6 separate regions of the Homo sapiens genome follow, and regions 1, 2, 4, 5 and 6 are each linked to region 3. The links are chromatin contacts, found by Hi-C or POLR2A ChIA-PET in ENCODE. All regions are on one chromosome and are shown on one strand. Each heading gives the region's core, a stretch centred on a gene start or an enhancer-like site at or near the end of the contact. The rest is flanking DNA. Distances are from core to core; before and after follow the strand shown.

Region 1 (4,672 bases), core at 2,093-4,592, 770 kb after region 3:
TGAAACTTGTGCATTTGATTTTGATGTTGAAAAAACTAAATGTGTAAATATGCAAGCCATTCTAATGTCTGTGAAAAACACAGAGTATGATTTGTAAAGAACTCTTAATTAAATGTAAGATGGCATAGTATCAAGAGCATATGGTATTGCACCTAGTAGATTAACAAATGTTTGCTGGTGATGTTAACTATTTTTATAATGAGTACAGTTATATTTAATTATTTCCAGCCTAACCTCTGGTAACCTAAACAAAATCAAACTTTTTGCTGTGAATATCTTTACACAAGTAACAGCATAAAAAATTGTCAAATATTATGTCAGACGCTCATGTGTAAGTTCAGGGTCAGGGCACTTACTTTCAGACCAAATTAACCTCTGTTTTTATGCTCAGACTTACATAAACAAGGATAGGTAAAACCAAAGTTAAATTTCTCATGACTAAGAACACTGCATGATAGAACATATGGAACTCAAGTTTCCCTGAAAATCACTAAAATATTTATATAACGATAGTATTTTTTTCCAATTTTTCTTAATTTTTAAAATCTTTCTTTTTTTTTAATTTTAAGAGATGAGGTCTCACTCTGTCACCAGGCTGGAGTACAGTGGTGCAATCACAACTCACTGCAGACTCAAACTCCTGGGCTCAAGCAATCCTCCCACCTCAGTCTCCTGAGTAGCTGGGGCTACAGGAACATGCCACCAGGCCTGGGTAATTTATTTGTTGATTTATTTGTGGAGAGCGGGTCTTGAACTCCTTGGCTTCAAGAGATCCTCCAGTCTCCACCCCCCAAAGTGCTGGGATTACAGGCATGATTATTATTTAGAATAATAGTCTTTATTATTCTAAGTAAAGATTCCTGAAGATGCTGAAGTATTAAATTCTCTCCCCCTTTTTTTTTTTGAGACGGAGTTTTACTCTTGTTGCCTAAGCTGGAGTGCAATGATGCGATCTCTGCTCACTGCAACCTCCGCCTCCCGGTTCAAGCAATTCTCCTGCCTCAGCCTCCCAAGTAGCTGGGATTACAGGCGTGCGCCACCACACCCGTCTAATTTTTTGAATTTTTAGTAGAGACGGGGTTTCACCATGTTGGCCAGGCTGTTCTCGAACTCCTGACCTCGTGATCCGCCCACCTCAGCCTACCAAAGTGCTGGGATTACAGGCATGAGCCACCGTGCCCGGCCTGAAGTATTAAATTCTAACTCATAATTTTACTTCAGTGAGGTAAGTCTACTTTGAATTGGCAGGAATAAAGGAACTTTATATAACTCTTAAAAGATCTCATTATCAGAATGAAAAATGCATCTACTTTCCCCCTAAAAAGCATCTTTCCCCTATGAACTCATAAACCCAATGAAAATGTTAAGTTCTAGTCTCTTGACTCACTTATTTAGATTAAGTCTTAATAATGCATTAGGAAACCCAATTATAGTCCATCTACCCCTAAGATGCAGCTGTTTCAACATTTCCATACAGGATTCTTACACATCTATAAATGAAATAAACTATACTGGAGGAATGAAGCAGCCAATGCATGCAACAAGTTATATAGGCAATAATGTTGCTTTCAAAGGAGTTTTTGTTTTGTTTTGCTTTGTTTTTCAAATGGAGTCTCACTTTGTTGCCCAGGCTGGAGTGCAATGACACCATCTCTGCTCACTGCAACCTCCGCCTCCCGGGTTCAAGCGATTCTCCTGCCTCAGCCTCCCGAGTGGCTGGGATTACAGGCCCGCGCCACCACACCCGGCTAATTTTTGTATTTTTAGTAGAGACGGGGTTTCACCACGTTGGCCACGATGGTCTCGAACTCCTGAGCTCAAGTGATCCGCCCGCCTCAGCCTCCCAAAGCGCTGGGATTACAGGCGTGAGCCACCGCACCCGGCCGAAAGGAGATTTTTCATCTGTTATCAACAACTGGCTTGATACATAAAGATCCAGAAGCATCTTAAGTTTTCTTCGTCACTTTTTCATTTCACAGCTTATGTTTTAAAAGTCAGAAATCCCAGAATTAAGTAAAGTCTTAAAGCAAGCTAGTGGTAAGATAGAGCTGTACGGACTTCTTCATCAAGGACTTCCATATCTTTCCAACAAGAAACGAACCAATATTCATCATTAAGCACCAGCTCCCAATTTCCCAACTTCCTAGATACCATTCCTATGCTATATGTAACCCTTCTTCACACAACGTCAGACTTACCCACACATACACCATCAGTCCCCAAGTCTCCCACATTGGCACAAAAGCCTCTCAACATTCATCTGGTTACTAATCAGGGACCACTTCCTTCTTCCACTGATTCTGCACAGGCTTCATATCGCCTACAATCGCTTTTTCCATTTCTTCCACAACACTAACTACTCAAAGCGACAAAAGAACAAGTCCCTTTTCCCCAATCGTAAACAGCTTTTTAAAACTCTATACACCTCCTTCCCACTCAACCCCTTTTCTTAGTGTCTATCCGCCTTTGTTATTCAGAAGGTGTAGGGTCTGGGAAAATCTCACTCACCTCATGCTATAGGCACCAGCACCCAGTTCCTGGCCGATCCCGGACAGGCTAGCATCAAAGTCCTGCACCAACCCGGATTCAATCACTTCGTCGGCCAGAGGCAGCTTCAGAGCCCAGGCCATCCTGGCTCCTTCCTTGCCCCAGGAGACACCGTGTCTTGTACAAAGGCGCGGAGGGTAATTCTACCCAACAGGAGTAACGCAAACCAAGAAAACTACAAACCAAGGTTTCCCACGCAGTGCCCACCAGCCACCCCCAAGCCCGACCAGCACTGCTCTGTGCACAACTAATCTCCCGTACCCTTGGCTGCTCGTTCTTGGCTGCCCCAGGTTCCAAAATCCCCCCTGCCCAGCTCTCAGGAACGTGAGGACCCCTTTGCTCAACTACTGCAGACTTCCCAGAGGCAGCTCTGGACTCCCGCACTCCCACTCCTCTTGAGAGTTCGTAGTGGTGGCTTGCTGCTTCCCAGTCAGACCAGCAGCAGCCGCAGGAAGCCAGCCCGGCGCTCCCACGCTGCTTTTGCACCTTTTCCCCCGCCCCTTTCTGCTGGAGGCCCCCTCCCTCCCAGGTCTCGCTCTCTCTTTCCCCTCCAGGCCTCGCTTCCGGTCAGTCCCACGATCACTTCCGGTCACCCCTTCTCAACCCCACGGCTTAGAACCAAATCCAGGTTTCCGCTGAGCCGACTTCTCGCCCTCTGTAGCCCCCCACGGCCTGGAAACATGGAAGGAGAAAGTCCAGCACAGGCGTAAAACCTAGACTCGCCAGGCCCTTCCACCGTCCGCCGCCCCAGCGCCAACCAATCATGGCGTCCTCTTTCCTCGCCTGCCCGGCGAACATGACGTCACGCTGTCGTTCGCCTATAAAGAAGAGACCGCGTCAGTCTCGGCAGCGATGATAGGCGGGCTGCGCCACGGCTCTGCCCCCGAGATGGGCTGGGCGATCACGGGGAGGACCCGGCGTGCAAGTGTCCGGGTTTAAACGTGTATCCGTGTAGTTACCAGAGTTCTGGTATTCGCTACCCATCAAGTCGTCACCCTGAGCCATGGAAGGAGCCCTTCTTCTAGCCTTATGAACCCACTCCACCCCTGGCGGACTCTTGACGGCTTCCCAAACGCTCCTTACGTGTGTGCGCTTGCTCCTGCCCATACTCCTGTCTCCTTAAACTCACCTCTCCGGAGGTCAAGACCCTGCATAAGTCCCACTTCCCTGTATATTCATTTTATCTTCGGCATCCTCTCTAATGCATTTGAACAGAAAAGCATGAGATCAGTAAAAATGTGGTTTTTAGGCCGGGCGCGGTGGCTCACGCCTGTAATCCCAGCACTTTGGGAGGCCGAGGCGGGCGGATCACCTGAGGTCGGGAGTTCAAGACCAGCCTGACCAACATGGAGAAACCCCGTCTCTACTAAAAATACAAAAATTAGCTAGGTGTGGTGGCGCGGGCCTGTAATCCCAGCTACTCGGGAGGCTGAGGCAGGAGAATCTCTTGAACCCAGGAGGCGGAGGTTGCAGTGAGCCGAGATCGCGCCATTGCACTCCAGCCTGGGCAACAAAAGTGAAACTCCGTCTCAAAAAAAAAAAAAAAAAAAAAAAAAAAAAAAAAAAAAACAGTGGTTTTTAAAAGGTTGTTGTGCTGGTATGGGGTGTTGGAATTTAAAAGATCTGAAAATCAGAGTTTAGGCTGGCGTCTTCATTTGCTACTTTGGTGTCTTCAGAACAATTGCTTAATGTCACAGATTTAGCTTCCTCGTTTGTAAACGGGAGTGGGAGTAACTTTATCTGCTCCACCTTCCTCCTTTGAGGATTGAGTAATAATGGCCATTGTTTATTAAGTATCAACTACTGCTAGGAACTTTATTACACTATGAGTAGTCCTCAAAGCGATCTTGGAATTAGAATTATAAAGCTAAATTTAATGACTCTTATTTTATCAGTAAGAAACCAAGGCTAAGCCCTTAAATTGGCCGGAGCTAAATTGACATGCCAGCTTCAGAGCTGATTCCAAAGCCTGGCATTTTTCGTTACAAGACATTGCCTTTATGTGAAAGTCTTGGTTCATTGTTGTATTCCGTTGCTGAATTTTTTAAAATCTGCCTTGACTTATACTTTTGTATATATCTGCCTCTCTCACTAGATTGATCTAAAGAATAAGGAATAGGTCTTT
Region 2 (4,886 bases), core at 607-3,106, 740 kb before region 3:
TTTCATAGAAGAAGACACAAACTTGCTTTGAAGTCACACAGATAGTAAATAACAGAACTGAAACCCAAACCCAGCTTTGTCTGACTCAAGAGCTCTCATTCCTTCCACTATACCAGGCCGCCTTTTCTGTGCTAACTCACTTCTGGCTGCCTCCAAGCCCCCCTGCCTGCTAGAAAAAGACTCCTGAATACTTCATTTTTCTATCCAGGTCAAAAGGAACTCACTGTTCCTGGGTTCTTCAACAATGACCTGGAGTAACCTTCTCACATCTGGAAACCCAAAGTTGCTTCTGGAAGACTCAACTCTGCAAAGATGAATGGATCCCACCAAGGCATCTCTACCAGAAGCCAGGACATTTCCCTGGATTGCTCACAGCTTGGCATTTGGATGCCTTGGGTTCTGATTCCAAGCTCCCTTTCCATCTCTCTGTCCTGTTCTCCAAAATGCATCTTATCTTCTACTCCAGCCAAGTGCCATTCTTCACTGATCCCCAGACATCTCCGGGCTTGCCTGCCTACTTCCACACCACTGCTTGGGCTACTCCTTCCTGTCCAGGATTCCCATTTCCATCTTCATTGTTGAACTCTCACCCTTCCTTATCAAAGTAGAATGGAACTATGTCCTCCCCCAACTGGTCCCCAACTTCAGCCCCGGGGTGGTACTCACATGACAGAACACTGGGCAAAGGACAGGTAATCCACCAGTACATCCAGGCCTTTGTTTTCATCATTCAGAAATTCCCGCACCCACCTGCAGATAAAGGAAACACAGTGGAAGGGGTCTGCTAAAAGTGGGTCAAGGATGAGGGGGGTGACATGCCTCTGACCCAACACCTCCTCCTCCTGGAACCCAGCACCAGGCTAAGAAAATTCTGAAGATCAAAACCCATGACAGACCCATCCACGGTCATGGACTTCCCCTAGGCAGGGAAGTCAGGGATGGGGAAAGTTCAGGCCCTTCTAATGCCACTTGCTTTATCGTGAAGGTGCTTCAGACAAACAAGCTCTCAGGTACTCCCTCCTTAAGGGCCAGACCCTGGCTCAATTATTTTCTGCATCCCTCCACATGTCCTTGCTCAGTGTTTGTTGGAAGAATTTAGGAAGCATCAAGAGCATTTACTACAGGCCCGTGTGCAGAGTTGTGCTTGACCGAAGCCAGCAAGTCTCCAACTTGACTGAAGCCTCAGTCAAGACCCCAGCAGGAAGGGTCAAGGAGAGCTCTGGAACAGAGGCATCCTGGGGCAAAGCACTCTCTACTAAGTTTAAGGAGAGGAGTTTTAGAAAGCAGTGAGCAGAGATGTATAGAAGTTCTGTATTTAGTCATGTTGAGTTTGGCAGAACCAGAAAAAGCATGGGAGATGAACAGGAACTCAAGGAACTCCAGGATGTCTATGACCACTCAGAGTCAACCTGAGTACGTGGGTCCCCCTCAGCCAGGAAGGTAGACAACAAAGCACCTAAGGACCATATCCCAGGGCATTATTTTCCCTTCTGCTTTCAGTTCTTTTGGGCTGAGATATTCCTGGAATGAAAGTCAAGGGCAAATCTAGGGAACTGTTATATGACAGGTTCATTCCATAGCAGAAACATAAAACGCTCAGGATGAAACCCTAATCTAGAGTGCTCTACTCCTTCAGAATTTCTGGGGGTCTTTATAGGAAAGCTCCTCCCAAACTGCCCTGCGGGGCCTTTCTCCCCAACAGCTGGAAAACCAGTGCCATGTTGGCCAGCCACACCCCAAACTACAGAGAGACTCTGGAGCTACAACACCAGGCCCAGCTGAGATTAGGCAGCAGGCTCTGGCTGAAGCTGACTGACACCGGAGCTGCCTGAAGTTAGCTTCCTCTCTGGGGGCCAACAGGCCTCCCGTTTCCTGTCTGTCTGCTCTCCAGCTCCCCACCCCCTTCTCATTTCCTGTCTGAGTCTATACTGCTATTTCGGGATCTTGACACTTTGAGGAGAGGTTAAAGGGTGCTTAGGCAAGGCACAGAAACCAATACAAACCAGGGAAAGAGGAGCTGGAGAGGCTCTGGAATCCCACTTCCCAGCCTATCCCTCTCCAGAACCTGAGTTCCCATCTGCTGCTCCTGCACACCCAACTTCTGCAAGCCCTGGGGCTGATCAGGCTGTGACCAAAGCAGGATCCTCCTCTCCCCACCTTGCCCTGGGTTCCTGCCACCCTGAAGCACCCACAATCTGACAAACTCTTCCTGCCCAGAAATCCAGGAAGGATCTTGGTCCTTCCACATAACTCTACCCAGAGAAGCCGCAGTTCAGATGGCAGGCATGCCTAAAATGCCAGGCACTGAGCTATTCCCTGGGAACAAAGGACCAGGTCCAGGACCTCTAACTTGTGTGCCAACTGCCAAGAGGCCCCAGGCCTGGGAACCACGCTGCTTTGGACATAGCTCCTGGCCAGCAGCCAGAGGGGCAGGCACCAGGTAGAGGGGGCAGGCAGCAGGGACTATCATAAACTGCTCTGTGGCCTTCTCCCAATAAAAGCACACCCCTATCCTCAGATGACTACAGCAAGACTTAATCAAGAAAACAAGGCTAGGTACTAGTGGCTCCACTTTGGGATCCTCAAGGAGGATCACTTGAGCCTAGGAGTTCAAGACCAGCCTAGGCAACTATCTCTACTAAATTTTTTTTTTTAAGTGGCCAGGCAGGCCAGGCACGGTGGCTCACATCTGTAATCCCAGCACTTTGAAAGGCCAAGACAGGCAGATCACTTGAGCCCATGAGTTTGAGACCGCCTGACCAACATGGTGAAACCTCATCTCTACTAAAAATACAAAAATTAGCTGGGCGTGGTGGTACACGCCTGTAGTCCCAGCTATTCGGAAGGCAGAGGCAGAATGGCTTGAGCCTGGGAGGCAGAGGTTGCAGTGAGCCAAGATGGCGCCTGGGCGACAGAGCTAGACTCCATCTCAAAATATAAATAAATAAATAAAATAAAATGGCCAGGCATGGGTGTGTGCCTGTGCTCCCAGCTACTTGGGAGGCTGGGATAGGAGGATCACTTGAGCCCTGGAAGTTGAGGCTGCAGTGAGTCATGATCATGTCACTGTACTTTATCCTGGGCAACAGAGCAAGACCCTGTCTTAAAAAACAAATAAACAAAAAGAAGACAGAAGGGCTGAGAGGGACAGAAGGGACCTATGGAGGAATGCGGAGTGGTAGGGGGCTCAGGGTGGCAGGTAGCACTCAGGGTTGCCATCGGTGTCCTTCTTGCCCTCACACACAGGGGTACTAAGCAGCCCCTGCCACTTTGTCCTTCAGTCAGTGAAGTCAGTGAAGGACTGACCAAACAAAGGAAGAGGCTTGGCCACACCTTTCTCAGCAGCTTGACTTTCAATGTCTGATTCACAGATGAGGTACAGAAGCCATACTCTGGCCACCAGAGCACAGTTACTGAGGCCAGGAACCATCCCTTTCCTGTTCTCTCCTGTGCTGTTTCCCTTGTGATTGCTGCTACAGCTGGCTACACACAGGTGTCCCCTCCCTCTAAAGAATCCTGGGAAGGCTTGCCCTGGGGGCGGATGAGGGCTGCTGCTACAACAGGAGGGGAAAGGCTAATGATGTCATTTGGCTGTCTCTAACCCCCTGTCAGGAAGCCTGGGCACCCCACCCCCACCTGGGCCTCCACTGCTCACTCATAAGCACTGGACATTTGTGCCAGGCCCTCCCATCAGGTCTATACCCCTGCCTGCAGTTCTACATCACGTGTCCCTCACTGTCCTTTTGCATAAGCACACATACGCACACATATACACACTTTCTCTCTCTCTCTCTCACTTTCATATACCTTTGCATATACCTTTGCTGATTACAGTTTCGTAACACTGAGGCCAATACCCTCTTTCACTGTACCTTACACATTAGCTCTTTGCTTGTTCAGCAATTCCTGGTTTCCCACTCAGGGACTGGAAAAAAAAAAAAAAGACTCACACAGTTCCTAAGGGCCCTATCAATGTGTTGGGGACACCAGGGTCTGTGAATATAGAAAACATTCAGCTCCTGCCCCCAGTGCCTTACATCTTTCCTGGTGCTTAAGGAAGCTTCTGCTCATGAACTAAGATTATCTTCTCCCAAACAAGCAAATAAACTTCCAGGCACCAAAAAGTCCAAATAGTCACCGAATGGGAACTAGGTCTCAGCTACCCAATATAGTATGTTCTCCCCACCCTCAGCCTTCTCTGAGCCTCGCTTGGCCCAGCACCAGGCCACAGGCAGACTCCAGTCTCAACTGCTGTGGGAATGTCTTCCACTCAAAGCCACAGGCAGAGGACCCCAGGAGAGGCCTCAAGCTTGCCAGAAACATCTAGTCAGCAGCTGGCAGAGCTGAGGGGGTAGAAAAGCCAGTAAAGAACCAGTCCAAAGCTCTGGGGAGCCAGAAGCCATTCAAGGGGCAACTCTGCCCCATGGCAGGGAAGATGAACAGGAACACCATCCTCAGAGGACACCAGACCCTGTGTGCCCAGCCAGCAGCCTGGGGCCAGATGAAGAGGCTATACGGCCAATCCAACTCACCCAATGTGGTTGGTGCGAAGAGAGATCTCCAGCTCCCTTAGTACTTTGGTTGACTCCTGCACCCTCCTCCTGAACTTCTGTAAAAAGGGTAGGAAAGGAAGGGAATACAAGAGGGCAGTTATAGACTTTCCCTCCATTACTGGCCAGCCATTCCAGGCCCTTGGCCACAGAACCCTGAAATCCAACTCCCAATGCTCAGAAACAGATGTCCAATATCCAAGTCAAAGGGTTTGCCCCCAAACCCCACAGGACTATAAAGGGTGGCAAGACGGGGACTCTCTGCCTCATACTTCACCTTCCGAGTTACACTGGGGTCCAAGAAGCTCTGGAGTTTCTGAATGTAAGTGTGGGGAG
Region 3 (4,903 bases), core at 1,881-4,380:
TCTTTCTTTCTTTCTTTCTCCTTCCTTCCTTCCTTCCTTCCTTCCTTCCTTCCTTCCTTCCTTCCTTCCTTTCTTTCTTTCTTTTTTTTTTTTTGAGGCAGAGTCTCACTCTGTTGTCCAGGCTGGAGTGTAGTAGTGCCATCTCAGCAGACTGTAACCTCTGCCTCCCAGGTTCAAACGATTCTTCTACCTCAGCCTCCCGAGTAGCTGGGATTACAGGCATGCGCCACCACACCTGGCTAATTTTTTTTTTTTTTTTTTTTGAGACGGAATCTCGCCTGTGGCCCAGGCTGGAGTGCAGTGGCATGATCTCGGCTCACTGCAAGCTCCGCCTCCCAGGTTTGCTCCATTCTCCTGCCTCAGCCTCCCGAGTAGCTGGGACTACAGGCGCCCGCCACCACACCCGGCTAGTTTTTTGTATTTTTTAGTAGAGACGGGGTTTCACCATGTTAGCCAGGATGGTCTCGATCTCCTGACCTCGTGATCTGCATGCCTTGGCCTCCCAAAGTGCTGAGATTACAGGTGTGAGCCACTGCACTCGGCCTACACCTGGCTAATTTTTTATATTTTTGGTAGATATAGGGTTTCACTGTGTTGGCCAGGCTGGTCTCAAACTCCTCAAGTGATTCACTCACCTCGGCCTCCCAAAGTTTAGTTGTCAACTAAACTAAATTTGCATTATTCTTTCTCTCTCACTTGCATCTTTTATGCAGCATGGAATTCATCAATCAGCAACTAGACATGAAGGCTTTTCTTTGAGACAAAATCTCACTCTGTCACCCAGGCTGGAGTGCAGAGGCACGATCTAGGCTCACTGCAAGCTCCGCCTCCCAGGTTCACGCCATTCTCCTGCCTCAGCCTCCCAAGTAGCTGGGACTACAGGCGCCCACCACCACGCCCGGCTAATTTTTTGTATTTTTAGTAGAGAAAGAGTTTCACCGTGTTTGCCAGGACAGTCTCGATCTCCTGACCTCGTGGCCTCCCAAAGTGCTGGGATTACAGCCATGAGCCACCACGCCTGGCCATGAAGGCTTCTTAAAGTCAATTTTTAAATCCTGCTTCCCTTTCAATTCGACAAGCATTTGTTGAAACACTATGCAGCTTACATTATCCTAAACTGAAGAATATATGATAGGGTTCCTGTGAAGAAACTAAAACAAAAAAGAAAAGATTTAAGATAGAATATAATAATCAAGTGCTAATAAGGGACACGAAGAAGAGATCTGTAGAAGCAGAATCTTTGAGAAAACCTTATGGAGAGAGAAGGTTGATTGACAAATGGAGGCAATCCAGGTAGGGGCAACACCTTGAGCCATGGCTTTGGCGGTGAGTGCTAATGAGTTTGCATCTTAGGGGGAAAGTAAGGAGATTGGTTTAATCACTGAGATGACTTCACGGGAATTTACTGAGGACCACATTAGGGTGGGCCTGAGATAACAGATATCAGCAATTTGGTGGTGGAATTAATTTGGTATCTGAGGAGATTCCATTTGCGGCAAAGCAAGGAGGATTTCATGAGATCAGAATGGCAAAGTCTTGAAATCAAGTAACAGTGGTTTGGTGAAAATGAAACCTTCACTTTGGGAAGATTTTTTAAATAATAGAATGGAAAAATCCATTGGAAAAGATCAAGACATGATTATTTCATTTTTATTTATTATTATTATTTTTTAGAGACAGAGTCACACTCTGTCACCCAGGCTTGAGTGCAGTGGCGTGATCTTGGCTCACTGCAACCTCTGCCTCCCAGGTTCTAGCAATTCTCCTGCCTCAGCCTCCCACGTAGCTGGGACTACAGGCACACACTGCCATGCCTGGCTAATTTTTTGTATTTTACTAGAGATGGCATTTCACCATGTTGCCCAGGCTGGTCTTGAACTCCTGAGCTAAGGCAATCCACCCGCCTCGGCCTCCCAAAGTGCTAGAATTACAGGCGTGAGCCACGGTGTCCGGCCAATTTTTATTCGTTACTATTATTATTACTATATTTGAGACAGAGTCTCACTCTGTCACCCAGGCTGGAGTGCAGTGGCGCGATGTTGGCTCACTATTAACTCCACCTCCTGGGTTTAAGCGATTCGCCTGCCTCAGCCTCCCGAGTAGCTGGGATTACAGGTGTGCACCACCACACTTGGCTAATTTTTGTATTTTTAGTAGAGATGGGGTTTTACCATGTTGGCCAGGCTGGTCTTGAACTCCCGACCGCAAGTGATCCGCCCGCCTCAGCTTTCCAAATTGCTGGGATTATAGGCGTGAGCCACCCTTCCCAGCCAAGACATGATTATTTCAAAAGATGAGTGTTTGAACTAGGACATACAAGTGGGAGCGATCTATCCTACTACATATTGCTAAAGACAATAAGGAATTTGGACCATCTAACAAAAATTATAGATAATTTTAAAAATTTTGTTTTTATTGTATTTCGTTTGAATTAATGACAGAACGTCAAAGAAGACACTGTCCAGATTAAGTGTTATTACTGGTATATTAAGCGGTGACATGGGTAATTAATTCAAATGAGCCTGGGGCAAAGTTCTTTAAAGGGAAACCCGACCTCCTAGAGGGCTTCTTCAACTGTAAAATGGGGATGATAATAATAGTGTTTATTGCATAGAATTGTTTTAAGATCAATTAACATAAAATGCTTAGTATAGTGCCAAACACAATGTAAGCATTTAATATACATTAGCTGCTATTAACATATTTGCTAGTATCATAGTTTTTTGTTTTTTTTTTCTTGTCTACTTTTCTTCTGTGAGCCACCACTTTTCGGCAGGGTTGGTTTGTTCAGTACACTTCGCCAAGGTCGGCTTTAAAAATCAAATCTAGATTGTGAACTATGAAAACTGCGGAATTATCAGTGCTGTGTAGCTATCTGACAAGTGATAAAATGTGTCATTACGATTTTTACACATCCCCGTGCCACAGAATGGCGTCTCCTTCTAATCGTTCCCCCCGACAGATGATAGTACATCCCACACTGCTGCTGGAAAAGATAGTGCAAAAGTTGAGCGCGCCGAGGGCTCTCTTTTCTCCCGGAAACAATTTTTCCCTAGACCCGGAAGCAGTTGTTGTTTCAAGGGAGGTGGGACTGGGCGGGTCAGGCCGCAGCGGCTGACGGCAGGGGAGGAGCCGGGTCCACTGCCGGGTGGAGGGGCAAGGCGAGTGTGTGTCCTTATCCTAGCAATTGGGGCGCGGGCCTGTGAGCCAGTTGGAGTTGCGGCGGCGGGAACGATTGGGCTGAGCAGAGGACGACATGTTGCTTTTCGTGGAGGTGAGTGCATTATGCTAGTCTCGTCCTGCTCTTAGGAGAGCAGGAGTGTAGAGGCGCCGGCCGGTCCCACCGCCATGTGACTTTCCGGGCCGTACACGCCGCGGAACCGGCAGATAGGCTGACACAGCACCTGGGCCGAGCAGGCCTGCAGCTTCCCTCTGCGCGCTCACAACACTCTAGGAAGCTATGGGAGGTGAGGCCCGTAGTGGAGAAGAATTGAAGGAGAAAAACGGAGGGCTGTTCTGGTGTGGCGGTGAGGTTCAGAGGAAGGGGAAAGTGTCCCATATGGACCTCCTAAAGGAGGCAGCATTGGGGGGTTGGGGGGCGGAGTCTGAGGGAGGAGAGGGTAATCAGGTGGGCGCGTTCCGGGGGCCGAGCGCGGCCTCGCGGGGCCCCTCTGGGAGGGAGGCGAGCAACATGTGGGGCCACGGATGGAGAAAGGTGAAATGCGGTAAGTATTTTGAAAAGAAAATTGAAAAGTTCTTTTGAGCAACTTCCACCAAATTCTGCCCGGGCCCCGTCCCTAGGTCTCTGGAACGTTCTGTGGGTGAAAGCGAGTTACTTTGAATCGAGGAGAAGCCAGTAGGGTTTGGAAGCCTTGAAAGGCACCGCTTTGACCTTTTGTAAAAGTTACTCAAGCAGCAGCTGCGTGATGAAGGGTTGGTTCTATGAACCGATTAAAAGCCCTTTACAAGGAAAATTCCAAGAATGAGGGAAACTTATTCCGGGAAAAGCCGTTTTTTGTAATGTTATTTGAACAATGAGACACTTTTATTACTTAAACTAGAACGTCTGCTGTTGGCCTATTTTAGTTTTCAAGATAGAGTTGGATACCTGCCTTACAGAAATACGAAATTTAATTTCCCTTAATTCTGTCCTCTTGTGTGCAGTGAGCGTCAGCTGACTGCCTGGCTAATGCTTTGAGTAGATTCCAGATCATATTGTTCTTACATTGTGAAAACGTCAAACCAGCAAAGCTGCAACTTCGCAACTTGGCATTTGTTAACTATGCCCATAAGAAGAATCTTTTCAATGAGGGAAGGAATTTACGGGTTGTATAATGAATCTAGGAGCCGGGGCCAGCCTATGGCAGATTTTTTTTTCCGGGTTGTGGGAAAATCTTACTCCGTAATATTCCAGCATAAAGTAAATAAATGATTTTACGGTTTTTTTTTCTCTTTAAACTAACTGATATTGTGTCGCCGATAAGCTTGATATCTTTAAATTAGTTTTTTAAAAGACTGCTACATTAGAGTGTATCTAACATTCATAATAAACATTCATTGGAACATTCCGGGGAAATCATGAAAAGACTTAAAATTACTGAACTCATTCTGTTTACTGTTTTCTGTCCTCATTGTTGTTTTCCTTAGGCAGAATAAGAAATCAGATAAGATTTTAAGCCAGTGCCAGCCAGTTTTTTTAAGGAATGTTATGCTATGTAAATACCACAGGTTTTAAGTGTGTGTTTTGCTGGGCAGAAGAAAGATTGTGAAGTTTATATTGACAGGAACTCCACAATATACTTTTGACTTCCAAATTGATTCCTTTGGCTTTATTAAAATGTAAGTTTTAATAACAGCTCCATTTATTGTTTAAACTAGGTCTTCTCCTGTCTCTAAAGCGATA
Region 4 (4,711 bases), core at 553-3,052, 660 kb before region 3:
GCACATAGATGATCAGAGGCAAGTAGTCGAAGATATAGTTAAAGACATGACGAAACTGGCACATGTGCCTGTACAAGTGTGACACGGATTTGACCCTGAAGCTATGTTTAAAAATGGTTCCCAGTGCTAGGAGGATTTAAAACTCTTATAATAAAAATTATAGTAGTAATAGCCTGCTTACTGATCCCTTATTTACTATCTGTACTCATTCAAATGGTAAAAGGTTTCATCACTACTCTAGTTCACCAGAATGCTTCAGCACAAGTGTACTACATAAATCACTATCGATCTGTCATGCAGGAAGACATAGGTAGTGAAGATGAAGGTGAGAACTCCCACTAATAAAATGAGTGAGAGTCTCAAAGTGGGGGAATAAGGGAGGAGACCACCCCTCATATTGTCTTATGCCCAATTTCTGCCTCCAAAGAAAGAAGTAGTAAAAACTAAAAGGCAGAAATGAAATCCACAAGCAGACAGCCAGGCACCACACCCTGGGCCTCGTAGTTAAAGATCGACCCCTGACCTAATCGGTTATGTTATCTATAGATTACAGACATTGTATAGAAAAGCACTGTGAAAATCCCTGTCCTGTTCTGATCTAATTACCGGTGCATGCTTGCTCAATCGATCACTACCCTCTCAAGCGGATCCCTTTAGAGTTGTGAGGCCTTAAAAGGGACAGGAATTGCTCACTCAGGGAGCTCAGCTCTTGAGACAGGAGTCTTGGCCGATGCTCCTGGCGGAATAAACCGCTTCCTGCTTTAACTCGGTGTCTGAGGGGTTTTGTCTGCGGCTTGTCCTGCTACACTACAGCAAAAATTAGGTTGTATTATAGAAAATTAACTTTTTTGGTTTTTTTGAGACGGGGTCTCGCTCTGTCTCCCAGGCTGGAGTGCAGTGGCACCATCTCGGCTCACTGCAACCTTCACCTCCAGGGTCAAGCAATTCTCCTGCCTCAGCCTCCCGAGTAGTTGGGATTACAGGCACACGCCACCACGCCCAGCTAATTTTTTAAATTTTTAATAGAGATGGGGTTTTACCATGTTAGCCAGGCTGGTCTCAAACTCCTGGCCTCAAGTGATCTGCCCACCTCAGCCTCCCAAAGTGCTGGGATTACAGACGTAAGCCACCACGCCCAGCCGAAAATTAACTTCTATTAATTGCATACCTGGGTTTGCCTACTGAGAATCATACCCTGGATATTTGTATTCTTTACTGAAAAGAACTGTTCTATCTTTCCAGAAAGTGGTTTCCTAAATTCTGGTTTTCCTCCTGGAATCCTGCTATTTCCTTCTCGCATACTCTAGAGAAATCGAAGTGTTTTCAAAGGTGCTCTGAAGCTTACGCTCCACTAGTTTCACAGTAAATCGCCCCTTGCGAGGGCGCTTTTTTTTTTTTTTTAATGTGTTCTCTGAATCGCTTTCCCCCTTTAACACTGCATGACAAGACTAAAGCCAGAATCCCAAGACTGCAGCGCTACCCCTTCACAAGCCGTCGGGCTGTCCCGGGCGGGGCCGGCCCATTTTCACTTTCTCCACTAGAGGCAGCAGCGCACCGTGACCCTGGCTTACTACGGTAAGAAAGCGGAGACCTTTTGCTTCGAGGCGGTTGGTGGCCAGTAGTCTTGATCGACAAGCTCAGGCCTCTGAACTAAGCAGCCGCTGTTTATGCACGTACAGCCAATGGAAAGGCAGGAGTGCGGCCAACGGCCAATGAGGACTGGTCTTAAGCGGACCACAGGGCGGGGTTTCCCTCGAGAGGCGAACGCCGGGTAAAAGATCGGGAGCGGAAGTGGGCGAGTCAGAGCACATCCGGTGTTAGAAGCGCTGGTAGGCCTTGGAGAGGCGGGTTAGGAAGGTACGTCTGAACCTAGTACTGGGCGAACTGGGAGTGAGAAATGGAAAGGGAGTTAGCAGTTACTGTCTGAGCAAGAGTGGCAGTAGCTTCCTTCTGCGGACAGATGGCACCCTGAAGGAACGAGGCCCTGCTCGGAGACCAGACTCGGGAAAACAGGGTGTGGAGGGAAGCTAGGGAACTAGTGCTGCGCGTGCGCAACAGTGCTGAAGCGGGGGTGGGGCGGAGGCGAGTCTGCGGGGGTTTTGGGGGGTGTCGAGGCCTCTATTCTGCCCCAGAGCGCTGGCGAAGGCCCCTTCTCAGCCCGCCTTTTCCTTTCTCCCGCTCCTTCTCCTCTACTAAGTGTAGACGCAGGGCCCCTTGGCCTAGCTTCGATCGTTCGAATTCAGAGCACGTCCTTCCGAGGTGAAGGAACGCGAAACTCCACCCATCCGATTGCTGTTCGGCTGCGGGCGGGTCCTTTGGTCGGGCTGACCCTGGGTGAGCGGCCCGGAGCCAAGACTCGAGGTAGGGCCTGGCGGGCGGGTGATGTCACACTCCTCTGTGACACGCGAGGCTCCTCAGTTACTTAGCCAACGGCAGAGGCGGGAAGTGAGAGGAGTCTGGGGCTGGGGCTGCCTTCCAGGCCCACGGGGCGGCCCCGCTCTTTTCGGATTGGTTACCTTTGGGCAGGTGAGGTGGCTTTGCTTTGCTTGGTCTTGAGGTTTTGTGGGCGTCTTTCTAAGTCTGCTCAGCAAGGGCGTCGTTGGGCAGTTTTTATCTTGGGCCTACTTGCTGGACCTGTGGTAACAAGTAGGCTTTGGTATCTTTGTATATTTACTGAGTGTAGAATTACTACCCGGTGCCAGCCCGGGCTGCTTGGGGTCATCAGCCTTTCATTGACCACCCCCACAACAAAAATCACTATGAACTTGAGACTGTGTTCTAGCAACTTGTGAATGTGTAACCCAGTAGAAGGGCTGACTGTGCTTGAAACAGACAAGGATTTTAAGGTCAAAGGTAAATAAATGGCAAATGGACTTTTCTAGTTACTTATTGATATTTATTTACAGTTTATCTTTTGTATGTGTGGTTTAAGAATTGAATTCTGGAAAGATACCGGAATTGCATAAACACATTTCTTATGACCTGCGTATACACACTTTTTTCTGTAATTATTGTATTTACACTCTTTGGTGTTTTCTTATTCTTTGTGTCTAATATTTTTGTTCTGGCCTAAAGAATATGTTGACATTTAGATTCTCTGCCGCCACTTTCCTCCAGTAGGGACAGAATAGTTGAACCCTTGAGAAATACAATCTGTACTTTTGATCCATAGTTTGCTTCTTCCGTTATTTATCTGGTTGTGGAAACATGGTTTAGTACCTTCCTCCTCTTTTTTTTTTTTTTTTTTTTTGAGGCAGAGTCTCACTGTCGCCCAGGCTAGAGTGCAGTGGCGCAGTCATGGCTCACTTGAACCTTGACCTCTCCTGGCTTAGGTGATCCACCCCAGCCTCCTGAGTAGCTAGGACCACAGGTGGACGTCACCAGCTCCAGCTAATTTTTGTATTTTTTGTGGAGATGGGGTATCACCATGTTGCCCAGGCTTACCAACTCCAGAACTCAAGCGATTTATTTATTTATTATTATTATTATGTTTTTTTTTTGAGACAGTCTCACTCCCTTACCCAAGCTGGAGTGCAGTGGTGCAATCTCGGCTCACTGCAACCTCCGCCTCCCTGGTGCATTCAATTCTCATGCCTCAGCCTCCTAAGCAGCTGAGATGACAGGCGCGCACCACCATGCCCAGCTAATTTTTGTATTTTTAGTAGAGACGGGCTTTTGCCAAGTTGTCCAGCCTGGTCTCGAACTCCACACCTCAAGCGATTCGCCCGCCTTGACCTCCCAAATTGCTAGGATTACAGGTGTAATCCTTTCCTAAAGAAAAAGAGTCATCTCTCCTGAAGAATAAGAAAAGGTAAAATTAATCTAGATACTTAGCATTTTCAAGTTATTTTCCCTGATTATAGATATAGTTCGCGCTCTTTATACAAATGCTGAAAATGCAGAAAAATGTCATAGGAATCAATGTATGTTTTGGGAGGGTTTTTTTGTTTTAAAGATTTGTTTTCACCTATGGCTGAAACTTTTGAAAGCTTATATAAATGAAAGCTTATTTTTCTACTGTAGGATGGAATAGTAAAAAGAGCACTAGACTATAGTGGTCAGAAGACCCCAAATCTGGTTCTGGCTCTGCTATTTAACTTTCTAATGTTGGTCAAATCAATACTAATGTTTGTTTTAGTACTTTACGTTGATTTCACACAGATTTTCTTATTGGCATTCAGTAGAGCAGGTATTGATCATCATCGTTATCTTACAGATGAGGAAGCTGAAATAACCTTAGGTAAAATGATTTTTCCTAGGTTATATAGTAGAAAGTGGCAGCACTTGTGACACCAAATCCTGTCCTCTTGCCACTATTACATTGCCTTTTTGAACTTAAAAAAGATGTATAAAATGGGCCTAATCTTTCCCTTTCCTTGTGGGTTGATGTGTGAGGATTGAAGGTGATACATATATAAAAGCACCTTAAAAGTTATAAATTTTATATAAATATAGTCAGGAGTATTAGTATAGAAGGTACTACTGCTGGCCTGACGAGTTTCATTTTATTTCGTAAACTGCCCAAGGGTATTAATTTTCTCTAGAGAAACCATTGAATATTCTGATGCTCTAACTTCTGATTTTTTTTCCTTTACTACTTTGACCTGGTTGTAGAATCTGGTAGAAATGTCTTCTACCACTCTGTTTTGTTCCCCCAGAGTTTCTAACCAAACTGCATGCAGCCCTTCGTAGTTTTTATACACATTTTGTT
Region 5 (4,478 bases), core at 358-2,857, 820 kb after region 3:
AATAAAAACTCCATGATAGAAGTTTTGTCTGAATTGTTCAGAGCATGGCACTGAGTGGGTATTTTTGTTGAACTAATGAAGAAATGAAGTTCTACAGCAGATAAGCGGAGTACCAGGTCACAGAAGTATCACTTTGAGGACCAGGACTTGAATGAAAATGGAATATATGGAATTATTCCTCAGAAGGCCTCTGCCAGTCAATGGTGGCTGCCTTAGATTGCTAAATAAGGGGCATGGGACACATGTATATGAACAATTGAAGACCAGCCCTCTACTTTTGGAACAAGGAATTTGGGAAGGGCAGATGAGGTTAAAAATCTCTGCAAAGAGCCTCTTTTCTTTGGCCCAGGAATGCTTCCCGAACTCTTCTGATTTCCCCCTGCCCAGCCGCAGAGGCTATTCTGTGAAGGTTTTAGGCTTCCAGTCGGGCTGAGTGGGGTATTCTGCCGCGAAAGTGGAGGTTAGAGGGTATGCTGGGAGCTCCCTTGGCCTTGCCAGGTGAGCCTGCCCAGGGAGCCTGCATCGGGCCCATTATTATGACTATTTATTAATAATAATATCGATATTAAATATTTATGAAGTGCTCATGCTCTGCTAGAAGGTGGCCCTCCCATCACTGACCCACCCTTCCAGCAACGCCTGGGTCCCTACCCCCGGGTCCCACCGGTCGTCCCGGAGTTTGTTCATTCGGGAGAACCGTGACAGGTCACCCTGGCCGCCCCAGCTGGCCCTAACCGCCGGGAACCCAGGCGTCCGTGTTCTCCAGAGAGGCAAGGATCCGCTTCTGGTCGCCACTGGTTCTGTGTACAGAGCGTCCCCTGTGGTCCGCACCCCACAAGGGCTCCAGGGGCAGAAACGGGGAGGGGCCAGGTCGGGGTTCCCCACCGGGTCCACCTGGCGGCCGCCCCCTCCGCTCCAGGTCCAGAGCGGCCCGCGGGCGGGCGAGGGCGCGGCCCCCGGGTGTCTAGCCCCAGCTGGGCAACCGCGCGCTGTCCCGCTCCCGCAGCTCCCCGCCGCCCCGGCCCAGCATCCCGCCGCCCCGGCCCCGCGGCTTTTTTTCTCTTTATCATAAATATATAAATTATGCTAATTACGGGCATTGCATATTAACCAAACCCGAAACCTCCCCTGCCCGGCCCCCTCCCCCTCCGTGCAAACCCCTCCCCGCCCCGGACCCCGCTACTTACCGGAGCCCGAGCCCGAGCCGCCTTCGCCGCGGGTGTCTGGCGGCCACCGATTAGAGATTCATCTCACAGCCCGGGCCAGGGGGCCGGGGCCGGGGCCGGGGCCACGGCGGCCGCCGCCCGCAGACAAAGAAGCCAGTGCGGCTTGGCTGGGCTCGGCTCGGCCCGGGAGCTGGTCGGGACCCGCCGCCGCCCCCAGGCCCCCAGCCTGGGCTGGGCAGAGCCGAAGGGGGCTCCGCAGGCTAAGCCGGGCGGAGAGGGGACGGCCGGGAAGCGGGAAGGGGAAGCCGGGTGGGGGGGCGGTCAGGTATATATTTTTCTTCGTTCCCCCTTCCACGACCCCCCCCTTTTCCCTCCCCCCCTTTTTTCCCTCCTTCTGCTACTTGGATTTTTTTAGCTGCTGCGTCATGAGCATAATTTATGCAAAGAGCTTTGCCGCATGCTGCACCGCCCGCGCCAGCCGCCGGGGGCGGCGGGCTGGGAGGGCGGTCAGGGAAGGGAGGGGAGCACGGGAGCCAGGAGCGAGGGGTGGGGGTGGGGAGGGGACCCTCTGGCCCTGGCCGAGCGGGAGGTCCCGGAGGCTCTCTCCCGGGACAGGGATGGACGGTCAGTGGGTCTGGTTACTCAGCCCCTCCGAGGTGCCGCGGAGGTGGTTTCATTTCGGAAGGTGCCAGAGTAGGAGCTGGAGTCCGGACCCTCCATGCCACATGGCCTTCAGCTGAGGGTTGGGGCGGTGACTCCCGGCCACCGCCTTTCCTCTAGGTAGTCAACTGTCCTCAATGTTGAAAGTCAAGTTTATGTCTATCCCTCCCTCCCTAGAAAGGCGGGGGAACTCAGACATCGCTCAGCCAACGTGGAGAACCTCTGAACAGCTGTGCCCCAGCGCCAAAGCAGCGAAGGGTCCCAGGTCTCTCACCCGGTGGCGGCCGTGGGCTGTGTTGTCTAAAAGCAGATTTCCGGCCTTCTTGTCCAAGTAGACAAGGAAATGTGAACAGAAAGACAAAGTTCAGTGGAATGGTGAAAAACCTCTAGCAGCTTCTTAAGGTAGAGAGGGGACCAGAAAAGGGGTGGATGTGGGTGGCTGAGGGAAAGCAGATTGGAGAAGTGGTGGACAACTGAAAGAGGAAAAAGTTGGAAGACCAAAGTGGAAGCGTGGGAATGGAGAGAAGAACTGGGAAGGAAGGAGGCTCTGTAAATCCAGTGAATGTGGATCCCAATACTGAGGCCACCTGCTGTCATCCTAGGCTGTTCCCCCTCCCACCCTCTCCCGATATTTGGTGGTCTGAGGATAGCTAGAGGTAGATGGGTTAGAGGCAGTGTGAGAATGCAGTTGGAGGCCTCAGTCCTCCCCGGGACTGCTCCGTAAGGCCTCGTGGTGGAAGGGCATTGAATGGCCCGGCCTCGTCGTTAACCTGGCCAGTGGACTAGGCTGTTATCAGCTTGCTGTTTCCATCTGGAAGTGAGCAGGTACTGCTGGCGGCGGATTTATGAGTAACCAATGTATTAGGAGTCAGAATACTTAGGTTTTAGTCCCAACTCTTCCACTAGCCGTCCAGGCAAGTAATTTAACTTCTTCATTACTTATAAAACAAGGATAATATTTATAATGACATTTATAATGACTACTTCATAGGGTTAAGTTTGTGAGCCTGTATGTGAAAAAACTGAAAGCTGCAAGCTCTATACAACTGTAAGGTGTCATTCCTTGTACAATAGTTTGAACTCGTTTTAATGGCCCTGTGAAACTCTACTGCGTGGCTTGATATTACAGTTCTTGGGGTTTTTGTTTGGCCGGTAGTCCCTGTAGTTTCTCTCCCTGGACTGTGAATTCTTTGAGAGCACTGGTTGTGACTTACTCATGTTTGTATTTCCCACTACTCTTTATGTGAAGGAGGGGCTCAGTATTGCTGCTGAACTTTGTCACATGAAGGTTGAAACTTTTCATTTATGTCACTTGGTTTGGTGCTACACATAGATCAAAGGCTTTGGATAGCATGGATATCAGCGACAGTTTGAAGAAAGAAATATGGATGTGATCAGAGGAGTTCAGGGAGACATACATAAAAATGTTAATCACGGTTTTCTTTATGTTGTATACACTTCTGCATTGCTTAAATATTTGATGAGCATATATTACTTTTTGTTTCTGTGTTTATTGGGGCATAACATGTACACAGTATGTGTATACCTTGATAAATTTTTACATGTATATACATATGTACGTGTATGTATGTGTGTATACATATGTACGTGTATGTATGTGTGTATACATATGTACGTGTATGTATGTGTGTGTATACATATGTACGTGTATGTGTGTGTATACATATGTACGTGTATGTGTGTATACATATGTACGTGTATATGTGTGTATACATATGTACGTGTATATGTGTGTATACATATGTACGTGTATATGTGTGTGTACATATGTACGTGTATGTGTGTGTATACATATGTACGTGTGTGTGTATACATATATACACGTGTATAGATACGTGTATACATATATACATGTCTATATATACATGTATATACTCACACACATATATATATCCATGTAATCCCCACCCAAAACAAGATATAGAGCCTTTCCAAGACCTGAGGATTCCCTTATGTACCTTCACCGGCCATAAATTCCCAAAGTAACCATTATTCTGATTTCTGTCACCATAGATTGATTACTTGAGCTGATTCTTGAACTTCTCATAAATGGAATCAGACAATATGCAATCTTTTGTGTTTGGCTTCTGTCACTCAACAAAATTTTTTTTTTTGAGACGGAGTCTTGCTCTGTCGCCCAGGCTGGAGTGCAGTGGTGTGATCTCGGCTCACTGCAACCTCCGCCTCTCGGGTTCAAGTGGTTCTCCTGCCTCAGCCTCCCAAGTAGCTGGGACTGCAGGTGCGTGCCATCACGCCCAGCTAATTTTTTTTTTCTTTTTTTTTTCGAGATGGAGTCTCGCTCTGTCGCCCAGGCTGGAGTGCAATGGTGTGATCTCAGCTCACTGCAACCTCCACCTCCTAGGTTCGAGTGATTCTCCTGCCTCAGCCTCCTGAGTAGCTGGGATTACAAGCACACGCCACCATGCCCGGCTAATTTTTGTATTTTTAGTAGAGATGGGGTTTCACCATGTTGGTCAGGCTGGTCTTGAACTCCTGACCTCATGATCCGCCCACCTCAGCCTCCTAAAGTGCTGGGATTACAGGCATGAGCCACCACGCTCCCAGCTAATTTTTTATACTTTTGGTAGACACAGGGTTTCACCATGTTGGCCAGGCTGGTCTCGAACTCCT
Region 6 (5,034 bases), core at 1,740-4,239, 780 kb before region 3:
ATGTGTATGTGTTTAAATCAAATCTAGGAAGCTTACAATAGAGCTGCATAGTAGTAGCATTTATTAAAGAATCATAACTGTAAACATGAGAATAACTTATGAATTCTAGTTTAGTTCTTTTGTAATTGTAGATATCTGTATTTGCTGCTGTAATATAAGGATAATTTTTAAATGTCATCTTGAAACAGAAACATGTATTTCAAGCACTCATGGAAGGTAACTGAAGAACACTTTTTAAATGGAGAAAATGTTATTTTCTCCGTAAGAATTGTAAACGTTAAACATATTACCTATAATGGAATTAATGATTTATAAGCAAGCTGGTTTGAACAGACATTATACACATGCTTTTCTATACTACAGAATGCCATTACACTTGTGAAATTCTCTTGTCTAACCTGAATTTACATTCCATGGTGATAACATGGTATATGTATTGTTATAAAAATAAGTGACCATGTCAAAAAAATAAAAAAAGAAAAGAAAAGCATAGAATATGGCAAATAAAAATCCCACAGAAGAGTGAGGCAGCCAGGCAAAGTGACTCACGCCTGTAATCCCAACACTTTGCCAGGTCGAGGCAGGCAGATCACTTGAGCTCAGGAGTTCAAGTCCAGCCTGGCCAGCATGGTGAAACCCCATCTCTACTAAAAATACAAAAATTCGCCGGGTGTGGTGGCGCATGCCTGGAGTCCCAGATACTTGGGAGGCTGAGGCAGGAGGATAGCTTGAACCCGGGTGGTAGAGGTTCAGTGAGCCACTGCACTCCAGCCTGGGCAACAAGAGCGAGACTCTGTCTCAAAACAAAACAACAACAACAAAAGAATGAGGCAAAGAACATGCCCAGGAGAATGAGAAAAGAGATGCCAGGTTGCCAGATGTGCAGCAAGGTGAGGGGATGAACAGTCAGATTGGAGAAGGTCAGCAGTCTCCAGCAGTGATGTCTTCAAGAAGATGAAATGGAGAGAATTCTCTGCTATATCTAGATATTCTGAGAGGAAATTTAAGCAACTGGGGGAAGAATTTGAGGTAGAGTTTGTGAGAAATACATAGAAAATAAATGATTTTAAAAAACAAGATTATTAATTCCAGGAAAAATAAAAGTTTGTGCAGGAAAAAACAGAAGGTCTCCCTGGGGAGGACAGACCCAAGGAGGAAGCTGGGCAGGGAATTCCAGGGTCCTAGGTATTCAGAATATGGTCTAATCCTGGGCAAGTGTGCTTTGCATGGGCAAATCCCCTTGGACCCCTTGCCCTGTGGGGAGGGCTGCAGCTGGGGGAAGGCCGGAGATGTGAAGGTAAATGCCAGAAGAAACAGCTAAAAGAGGTGAAAACGTTGCCTCCAGAGAGGGGAAGACGATGGGGGCAGGGCTCTGCTGTTTGTCTTAACAAATCTGGTACAATTATTCGATTCTATATGTGTGTACATGTTCTAAGAAATATTTCATTAAAGAAAAGAAAAGCATTTAAAAAATAAAAATGCAATTCATGAAAGTTCACGGAACCTCTGGACCACTTCTGCTATACTTAGAGATCTCAATAATAGTTTGAAAATCGCCCCAGCTGCGCTGGCATCGCGGCAGCCCCCGGGGGAAGGTGGGAGCGGTGGAGAGGCCGCCGGTGGTCCGTCCTCCTCCCCCCGCCCGCCCCCTCCATTCCCCTCTCCTGCCGCGGCGGCGGCTGCGGGCCGCGCGCCAGTCTCCTCACCCCACCTCCCCCAAAAGTTTGAAAACCACAGGACCCAGCGTGGGCAGTACAGGGAGACGTCGTCTCCAAAAAGTTACAAAATTAGCCGGGCGTTGTGGCACACGCCTGTAGTCCCAGCTACTCGGAGGCTGAGGGAGAAGGACCGGTTGAGACCAGGAGGCTGAGGCTGCAGTGAACCCTGATTGTGCCACTGCACTCCAGCCTGGGTGACAGATCAATACGCTGCCTCAAATAAGAAAAGAAAACCGCAGAGCTGGGCCTTCATTTGAGACCATGTGGGTATCATTTTGATTAAACCACAAAGCATTTTCTCTCTACAGCAGCCCACAAGGGTGAATCCCACTTCCTTTTCCTCCCAGGTGTCACCTCTAACTCTTCGTGTCAGGAGTTTTTCTACCTCTCCGGAGTTCTTTGGCTCTCAGGAACCTAGCACGGCATCACGCGAGTCCCGGCTCAGGTGAGGGGGGAATAAAGGGAACAGGAAGCGCCTTTTGCGGGGCTTTGCAGGCTGGCGGTCAGCGCCTTTCTGCACCCGTGTGCCTGGGGCCTGTCACTCTCCAGCCCCAAGGCCTTCAGCGCATTCCCCGCAGAGCTCCAGGTTACAGTTTCCTCAGCCGCACAGCAAGCATGTACCTCACATTTTTAACTTCTGTCAAAGAGTGGGCCCTGCTCTCATGAGTTCAGCGCTCAGTGGGAGCCAGGTCCCAAAAGTGAACTTCAGGGTCACGCGAGAAGCACGTGTACGCCCCACAAGGGCGTGATTTCGGGGATTTGTCTTTTTTTTTTTTTTTTTCCAAGCTGCTGTGTGCTCAGTCCCTGAGACAGACCCTGCCACCTCACAGGTGCTCAACAAATAGTTCTGGAGTTAACTAACTTAAAAGTACTGTAAAAGAGCTACACAGCAAATTAAATTCGCTGTGCAGCGCAAAGGCACCCTACACACTGCGTGAACGCTTCGGCTCCTGGAGCGCCGGCGACTGCGAAGCCAGGACGCAGGCAGCGGGGAGAGGCAGAGGCGCCGGCCCCCGACCGTCAGTCAGAGGCGGGAGCAGGCGTGCCCCGCCCCCCGGGGGGCGGACCCGGGACGCGGCGGCGCGGGGGCGGGGCCTGGTTCTCCGTGCCGGGGGGGCGGGGCCGGGACCGAACACACCGGGCCGGTTGGGGCCCCGCTCGCCGGCGGGAGCCACCGGAGCCCCGGCCACGAAGGGGTGCGACCCCCCGCCGGCCCCGCCCTCCCGGCTGCGGCCTGGCCAATCAGAGCGGCTCTTACTGGCGGGTGGGCTGAGCCGGCCCAGCTGCTCGGAGGCTCTGGCATGGTAACATCCCCGCGCGGGGGTGGAGGGGCTCGGGGCGGTCCCACAGCGCCCCCTGCGGCCCGGGCCGTGGCCGATGGGGCGGGGAGGCCGCTGGGGATAGCTGGGACCCCGGGGAGGGCGAGGGAGGCCAAGGGTGAGGGAAGAGAGCCCGGGAGGGGGGATGGGGGCGGGGACTGGGGGCGAAGGGGCGGGGGAGGCCATGATGGAGCCTGGCCGGGGGCGAAAGGTGCGAGAGTGGCGGGACTGGGTGAAGAGTGGGATTGGGAGAGGTGGGGGTGGGTTCGCGGAGAAAGATCGGGAAAGAAGAGAGAGGGCGGAGATGAGGGGACTGAGGGGACCAGGGGACAGGTGGGGACCAGTTTCCCCTCCTGGGATATTTGGTGTGCGACATGCCCTTCCCCCAGCCCCAGCGCCCGTTCCCTTTGGAAGCCTGGGTGCTCCTCAGACCACTTGGGGACTCCCTGCTTCACCTTCCTGCATTTGCAAGAGCTTGTCTCCTGAGGTGGAGAGGGGGCCTCTGAAGAAAGGGGCTCCCAGCCCAGGCCATCAACAAACTAACGACTCTGTGTGACCTTGGGCAAGTCACTACCTTTCTTTGGGCCTCAGATTTCCCATCAATTTTTTTAAAAAGGAAATGCATGAAAATTAAATCCCAGATCTCTTCCAGGGTCTAAATGAATAGGTTTTTGAGGAGGAAGTTTAGGAGAATGGGTTTGGTAGGGAAGCAAAGGAAAGGATGAAGATGGAGGCGAGGCCTTGGGCTGGGGCTGGAGAAATCCCCACGGGTGCGGGGGGATGGTAGACAGAAAGCCTGCCGGGCTGGGGCTGGCTAGCCTTATCCTGTTGGAGGGATGGAAGAACTCTAAGGAGAGGAGGAGGTTGAAACCTAACTCCACAATGATGGAGACCAAAAGTAACATTCGCTTCTTCAGAGGGAGAGTGATGAGATGGCAGGATCAGAAAGAAGCAACAGGGGCCGGGCGCGGTGGCTCATGCCTGTAATCCCAGCACTTTGGGAGGCCGAGGCGGGCGAATCACCTGAGGTCAGGAGTTGGAGACCAGCCTGACCAACATGGAGAAACCCTGTCTTTACTAAAAATACAAAATTAGGCGTGGTGGCCCATGCCTGTAATCCCAGCTACTCTGGAGGCTGAGGCAGAAGAATCACTTGAACCCGGGAGGCAGAGGTTGTGGTGAGCTGAGATCGCGCCATTGCACTCCAGTCTGGGCAACAAGAGCGAAGCTCTGTCTCAAAAAAAAAAAAAAAAAGCAACAGGAAGATACTTTCTAGTAAGGCAGATCTTTGGGGAGCAAGAGGAAGAGTAGGGCTGGTCCAGGAAAGTTGGAAACTAGGATGGTCTTTGAAACGGAAGGGCAGGTGCTGTTTGGGGCAGCTGAAGAAGGGCCGCAGGTAGATCACAGGGTAACCAGCTGGTCTCTCAGCCTTTTTTTTGATGATGGCTACCACTTTCTGAGAGATGTGCCTCCCAGCCTTCATCTTCAGGAAGTGGGAATGAGTCAGACCAAGCAGACCTTGGGAACACCTGGCTCGCTGAGGATTTCTGGATTGTGTAAGGATTGGGGTTAAAAAAGAAAAAAGGAAATGTATCTGAATGTAAGCAGTATCATCTGTGGCGCCATCATCCTTGCTGGGAGGCAGCTTTGTGAACTGGTTGAAAGCACAGGCTTTGGAGTCAGACTGCTTGGATTCCAAACCTGCCTCTCCCATTTAATGTCTTGGAACCTTGGTCAGGTTACTTAATCTCTGAACCTCAGTTTCTTTATCTGTAAAATGGGAATAATAACCTCTGAGATGGTTGCCAGGATTAAATGAGTGTTTGACACAGTATCTGGCTCATAATAAGTGCTCAGTAAATATTAGCTATTAGCTGTTATCATTCCCTCTTTCTGTTTTTTTTCCTACTGCCTCTCCATTCTTGTCCTTTTCTCCTTTTATTCTTCTGAGTGCTAAGTTCTGAGATGCCCCTTAGATGTGAAGTCCCAGAAGTATT

Evidence for each region. Hi-C counts contacts between places; a loop is a spot of excess contacts on that map. ChIA-PET counts read pairs that join two places held with the same protein, here RNA polymerase II (POLR2A). Pooled maps may share reads with other maps.
Region 1: a pooled map shows a loop between it and region 3 (12-fold over the local background). The contact joins the promoter of TFCP2 here to the promoter of LARP4 in region 3. A Hi-C loop is called at or near these places in 2 of 37 single-sample maps with no recorded cell type and 9 of 50 pooled maps. POLR2A ChIA-PET finds 5 or more read pairs at or near these places in 1 of 52 experiments (activated T-cell).
Region 2: a pooled map shows a loop between it and region 3 (3-fold over the local background). The contact joins the enhancer-like site here to the promoter of LARP4 in region 3. A Hi-C loop is called at or near these places in 2 of 50 pooled maps. POLR2A ChIA-PET finds 5 or more read pairs at or near these places in 3 of 52 experiments (GM10248, activated naive CD4-positive, alpha-beta T cell and naive thymus-derived CD8-positive, alpha-beta T cell).
Region 4: a loop to region 3 is called in a pooled map, with 10 times the contacts of the local background. The contact joins the promoter of TMBIM6 here to the promoter of LARP4 in region 3. A Hi-C loop is called at or near these places in 1 of 37 single-sample maps with no recorded cell type and 12 of 50 pooled maps. POLR2A ChIA-PET finds 5 or more read pairs at or near these places in 1 of 52 experiments (CD4-positive, alpha-beta T cell).
Region 5: a loop to region 3 is called in a map of CD8-positive, alpha-beta T cell, with 6 times the contacts of the local background. The contact joins the promoter of POU6F1 here to the promoter of LARP4 in region 3. A Hi-C loop is called at or near these places in 1 of 168 maps with a recorded cell type or tissue (CD8-positive, alpha-beta T cell) and 6 of 50 pooled maps. POLR2A ChIA-PET finds 5 or more read pairs at or near these places in 5 of 52 experiments (BJ, PC-9, Panc1 and 2 more).
Region 6: a loop to region 3 is called in a map of ascending aorta, with 3 times the contacts of the local background. The contact joins the promoter of PRPF40B here to the promoter of LARP4 in region 3. A Hi-C loop is called at or near these places in 1 of 168 maps with a recorded cell type or tissue (ascending aorta), 1 of 37 single-sample maps with no recorded cell type and 8 of 50 pooled maps. POLR2A ChIA-PET finds 5 or more read pairs at or near these places in 1 of 52 experiments (OCI-LY7).

The regions. Positions count from the first base shown.
Region 1 is chr12:51,169,793-51,174,464 of GRCh38, forward strand. TFCP2 (transcription factor CP2) reads right to left here and starts at 3,343. Exons shown (of 15, transcript NM_005653.5): 1 at 2,509-3,343. The coding sequence starts at 2,630. RefSeq lists enhancers at 2,626-2,675, 2,776-3,523, 3,616-3,665.
Region 2 is chr12:49,661,300-49,666,185 of GRCh38, forward strand. It overlaps FMNL3 (formin like 3), which reads right to left. Exons shown (of 26, transcript NM_175736.5): 3 at 4,828-4,886; 4 at 4,533-4,609; 5 at 667-750. Among named protein-coding and RNA genes, the nearest start is that of PRPF40B, 40 kb to the left of the region's middle. RefSeq lists enhancers at 1,589-2,527, 2,101-2,260. Within about 2 kb of position 1,857, at least 32 of the 41 ENCODE cell types and tissues checked have a DNase peak (open chromatin) inside an H3K27ac peak, as active enhancers do.
Region 3 is chr12:50,397,755-50,402,657 of GRCh38, forward strand. LARP4 (La ribonucleoprotein 4) reads left to right here and starts at 3,131. Exons shown (of 16, transcript NM_052879.5): 1 at 3,131-3,274. The coding sequence starts at 3,257.
Region 4 is chr12:49,739,755-49,744,465 of GRCh38, forward strand. It overlaps TMBIM6 (transmembrane BAX inhibitor motif containing 6), which reads left to right and starts at 1,803. Exons shown (of 10, transcript NM_003217.3): 1 at 1,803-1,857. RefSeq lists enhancers at 1,370-1,499, 1,428-2,119, 1,740-2,059.
Region 5 is chr12:51,216,455-51,220,932 of GRCh38, forward strand. POU6F1 (POU class 6 homeobox 1) reads right to left here and starts at 1,608. Exons shown (of 11, transcript NM_001330422.2): 1 at 1,188-1,608. RefSeq lists silencers at 782-1,041, 1,272-1,431, 1,632-1,781, 3,889-4,068 and an enhancer at 1,932-1,991.
Region 6 is chr12:49,620,572-49,625,605 of GRCh38, forward strand. It overlaps PRPF40B (pre-mRNA processing factor 40B), which reads left to right and starts at 2,990. Exons shown (of 26, transcript NM_001031698.3): 1 at 2,990-3,022. The coding sequence starts at 3,020. It also overlaps a transcript of FAM186B not described here. RefSeq lists silencers at 1,796-1,845, 2,706-3,205 and an enhancer at 2,036-2,125.